Linked DNA regions of Homo sapiens: region 1 is linked to region 2. Evidence: chromatin loops called from intact Hi-C (ENCODE). Cell type or tissue: PC-3. All regions are shown on one strand. Region 1 overlaps PTCHD1-AS (PTCHD1 and PHEX antisense RNA). Region 2 overlaps PTCHD1-AS (PTCHD1 and PHEX antisense RNA).

The links. Peaks named below come from ENCODE experiments on the same cell type or tissue, not always from the same donor. Only the 100,000 strongest peaks of a DNase experiment are listed, where the experiment ranks them.
Region 1: a loop joins it to region 2, with 5 times the contacts of the local background. A loop is called at or near these places in 3 of 110 quality-filtered maps.

The regions. Positions count from the first base shown.
Region 1 is chrX:22,313,493-22,315,992 of GRCh38, reverse strand. All of the region lies in intron 5 of PTCHD1-AS (PTCHD1 and PHEX antisense RNA), which reads left to right. Among named protein-coding and RNA genes, the nearest start is that of CBLL2, 42 kb to the right of the region's middle. In PC-3, no CTCF peak of the experiment used is centred here; no DNase peak of the experiment used is centred here; H3K4me3 peaks cover 371 bases; H3K27ac peaks cover 940 bases.
Region 2 is chrX:22,364,560-22,367,059 of GRCh38, reverse strand. The region is part of intron 5 of PTCHD1-AS (PTCHD1 and PHEX antisense RNA); the gene reads left to right. Among named protein-coding and RNA genes, the nearest start is that of CBLL2, 93 kb to the right of the region's middle. RefSeq lists an enhancer at 837-2,036. In PC-3, no CTCF peak of the experiment used is centred here; a DNase peak (open chromatin) is centred at 1,379; H3K27ac peaks cover 1,964 bases.

The DNA.
Region 1 (2,500 bases), 51 kb after region 2:
CAGGGAAAATCAAAAGGCCCAAAGGTTTAAGATGATTATTCAAATTCAGTGGTAATATTTTAAATTTTACAAGGATTTAAATATTTGACCATAAAGGAAATTTCATATTTTAAAATGTACTACTTTAAATTAAAATATATATCTGTGTTTAAAACCATTGAATAAGATTCCAGTAATGGATATATTTAAATTTAGTTGACAGTCAAAATATTGTTTACAACCCTGGATTATTTTCTTTTGAGCGCTGACCTATTAAATCATGCATTATAAATCCAAGTTGTTCAGGGATATTTTCATGGTAAGCAAGTGACCAAATAGTATCAATATAGCTGTTTGACTGAATCAGTTAAAAATCTACAAGTTTTAAGTGATTTTTAAGTGGTCCTCTTAGCTTCTATCTTTACCACCTTGTCAGAATGTATCCTTGGTCTCAAGGGGAACGCAGTTGCAACTGTGTGGATAGATCAGCACAAATTCTGCAATAGTACTGAGAAAATATCCTAACATTGATAATGAGTGTAAGGAAAACAGTTTAAATCTTGCTTTAAAATATCGTTTAAATGTCAGCGAAGTGTTTTTGCTCTGTGTGACTCATACAGGGTCTGTAAAAAAAACTGCTTCTGAATAACTCTATTATTGAGGTTATAAATTTTTGTGTTGGTAACCTCTTGCTAGAACTACCAAGAAAAGTATTACCCGTTAGTGAAGCTATATCCAGCTCTGCTTCTTCCACCCCAACAGGTAAATCAAGATGAAAGGGATTGAGGTGGGTGAGCTAAAAGAAATAAAGTCATTTATTCTTTTAGAAGAGAAAGAGAGAAGGGTGTGGGAAGGAATGAGAAAATTACTCTATCCATCTAAAACACCTTGTGTGAGATACTTTTCCTCCTCTTCTTATTTTTCTGCCTAGTAGAAAAATAAGCAAGAAAGAAGAAAGACAGAGGAGGAAGAAGGAGGGGGAGGAAAGGTGCGAGAGGGAGGGAGAAAGAAGAGGGAGGAGAGGTGGGAGGAGAGGGAGAGGGAGAAGTGGATGCAAGGAAAGGAAATGAGGAGGAGATGCTGTGTCATTCTCTCCCCTCCCCATCCCGCACAGGACTCCTCCTCTGGCAGCTGATGGAGGCAGAAACTGAGAGAGAAGCTGCAGTCTTGTTGTGAATGAAGAAGCTATGAGCACTTTAAATCAAAGCAAAGTCACAGAACAGTAAAGCCAGGATGAACTCAGGGAGTTCAGCACCAAGGCAAGCAGATGAGAAAAAGGAGCCAAAGGTTTCCTTCTCTAAAGATGTAAAAGTTAAGAGAGAGGAAGACCAGGCATTACCATAGTTATCAAATGGGGAACAAAGGGAGCCTTTTAACTTAGGCTGGTTTACCTTACAAGTTGCAAATTAAATAGCCTTTTTAAATGTTGTGTCTGTTGTATACCACAAGCTTAATAAAGAGACACACATTTGATAATTATCGTGTAACAAATATACAGTTATTCATCTTTGGAAGAAAATTTAGGTGGAAAATACTATCCAAGCTTCAGGAAAACTGTTGGCCCAGTCACACGGAAACATGACTAAGAGATTTGGCACTTAGTTGGCATTACAACAAATACTTGCTGAAAGAACCAATACAGAAATGAATGGATGCATGCACGGAGGCATAAATGAATGGATGCATGCAAGTAAGCTGGCTACAGAATCCTGAAAATTGCAGGAAAAGTATGTTACGATTGAAAAAGCAAACTCTGGAAAAGACGAAACCTAAGTTAGAAACTCACAGAAAAATGCCTCCTCCTCCTCCTCCTCCTCCTCCTCCTCCTCCTCCTCCCTCCTCTCCTCCTCCCTCCTCCTCCTCCTCTGGTGGTCAAGAGCATCACTGAGCTTTTAATGACAGAGTATATGCGTATTTACGTTAAGCTAAGCACATGGACTTGACAGCTTAATTTACAGTGTTTTCTTCTCACCACTTTGTGTCTTCAGAAATCTGCTCCACAAGAGCTAAATGCCCAAATGTAGGCATTGTGGCATTTCCCATGTTGAATGACAATGAACAACCTCTGTTGCATAGTATGACAGGCATTTCCTCCCAAGAAAGCTTTCCAGAATGTAAAACTTGCATCCATTTGTGTTGCCTGTGACTGACTGATTTGCCCTCCATTAAACACGCTTTGCAGTTAATCCTCTCAAAAGTGTGTTCATAAGCCAACTGAAGAGCTCTGTGCCTTAAGGGTTTTGGTCAATGACCATGTTTTAATGACCATCAGATTACCAGGAAGTGGAGTTCTTCTACCTACAATTTCCCTTCTGACAGGGACAGCTTTAAATATGCAGGCACTGAGAGATGGGCTAGGGAACCAAGCCAAAAGGGGAGAGTGTGAATTATCAGCAAATCAGAGCCTTGGAAACTAACTGGCAAGCCTGTTTCATTGGTAGAAATATCCCTTAGTAGAGACCATCTGTGTCACATTCCATGTTGAGTCTTTTACCAGTTCTTTTAGGTTAGAAAATATAGC
Region 2 (2,500 bases):
AGGAAAATGTCATTGAATCACTCTTGTTTAAAGCCCTTCTTCTCACCCTATTATTCTGGGTCGTTTGGAGAAATAATTTATCTATGGAAACTTTGGAAACAATGATTAATTTGGCATTACTTTGGATTTTTCCCTGGTCTTTTAAATTTTTAACAACACTCCAAGAGGGAAGTCATTTTTCAGATGTTCTAGATCAAAGTAACCCAAATGGGGACACTTGGAAGAAAACAAACACTTCAAATAGAAGCAACTTCTTCTTAACTTATATTTTTGTCTGTCTTACCACCAGTTTATTTTTCACTCTTTCCTCAATCATCTTAAAAGCTAAGATCTTGAAACCATTTTTTTTTTTCATAATAGATGAAATGCCATTTGGATTGTAAGTCACCAGCCCTCCATCTCCCCCTTCTCTTTTTCACCTGTCAACACTAGATTTAGGCCTTTTTCCCACCCCTACTCCACCCTACATTTTTCACATAAATGAAAGGAGGTAGTGCTGGTTAAATGGCCCATGCTGGAAGTGCATCTCTCCAGCACTGCCAGGTGTGATGGAAACCCCAGCCAGATGGGCATTCCAGTTTGTGAGGAGGAGGCTATTCTTAGGTACAGTTTCTACTGACACCATAAAGGCTGCAAAACCAGCCACAAATAACTCCCCAGACTTTTTGAGGATTTCTCTAGGCTGATGATGTCAGTACTTGTGGATTTGGAGCTTCTATAGTGGTGTTTCTCAACCCTGGCTGCACATTAGAACATCTGATTAAAAAAAAAAAAATACTCATGCTTGGGCCTCTCCCCCAGAGATTCTGATCTAGTTGTTCTGGGGTAAAACTTAAACATATATATATATACACATTTTTTTTTTTTTAACGGAGTCTCACTCTATTGCTAGGCTAGAGTGCAGTGGCGCAATCTTGGCTCACTGCAAGCTCTGCCTCCCGGGTTTACGCCATTCTCCCGCCTCATCCTCCCAAATAGCTGGGACTACAGGCGCCCGCCACCACGCCCGGCTGAGTTTTTTGTATTTTTAGTAGAGACGGGGTTTCACCATGTTGGCCAGGATGGTCTCGATCTCTTGACCTCATGATCTGCCCACCTCGGCTTCCCAAGGTGCTGGGATTACAGGCGTGAGCCACCGCGCCCGGCCAAACATGAGTATTTTTTTTTTCAAACTTCCTCACATGACTCCAGCACATAGCCAGGGCTGAGAAACACTGATCTGAGGCATTTGTGAAAACCATGACTAAACACAGCGAAGTCCTGTTCCCTTAATTTGCTTACTATTTTTAGATAATACTTTGACCAATGGTACGTGACTCTTGGAGGTCTCAGCAAAAAGAGATGAGAAACTGAGCTGCATACCTGGACAGGGTTCATATTGCACTGATGTTTCGTCATTGAGGTGCCTTTCCAACTTGGGTCATCCTGTGTGGATCAAATCCAAATATCTACAATGACTGGGAAAGTGAGTCAATGTGGGAGAAGTGCAGGGCACAAAAAGCAGCACAGAATGGTGAGTCATGAACCAGAGAGTGAACTTCCAGTCCAAAAGGGGGGCCACTGCTACTCAGACCCAGCCAGTTTTTGCCCTAAAAGAATGCCAACCCCATGTGGCCAAAGATCTTGAGTTTTTAAAGAAACTAAAAATCTAAATTTTTGTGTGAAATCTCCCAATTTTATAGCATTGGTTCACATTAAAAACTACTTGATGGGATAAACAAAGCATGTTGACATTGGCCTCAGGTCCTGGTCAGAAGGTAGCTAGTTTAGAACTTCTATAAGACAAAACATCAATGGGATGCATCATGATCTATCTTGGCTGGACACTCTGAGAAGGCAACAAAGGAGTCTTTCAGGGGAACCAAGCCACTAGGAGGGGGTCTAGGGAGAATGAAGCCAGCCCAGGAACACTGACTAGCCACTGGGCTTTCTTTAGGCTGAGCAAAAAACTCCAAAACAAAGAAACTAATATTCTATCTGAATGTTAAATCATTAATAGAAGCATAAAATGTTAGAGCTAAAAGAAAACCAAAAGAAATCGTTCAGTTCAATCTAGTTATTTTTAAAAGAATGAAAACCAAAAAAGTAAAGAAATTGAAGCTTCCAGAGGTAATGTGAACTTGCTCATGATGCAGCGAACAGATGCCAGGATTCTGAACTCCTCGTCCAATGTCTGTGTTGACATCATAGTGAAACCAGCCTTGACTCTGTAACTCAGGACACTTCTATACTCAAATGGCAAAAGTCATGGTTTAGATAATAAGAACAATGATAGGTAAGCTGAAGATGTCATATAATTTATATGGTGAAGGTTAAATGTCGATAATATTTTAAAATATTAGAGAAAATACTTTCAGACTGGGCTTGTGCTGCACATTGAGGAAAGAACCTCTTTGGCCTATAAAAAATATCAAATTCCTGCTATGAACTACACACTAGGCAAAGGGCTGTGGGTGAAAACAGAAATGGGTTCACTAGTTTACAGTCAAATGAAACAAAA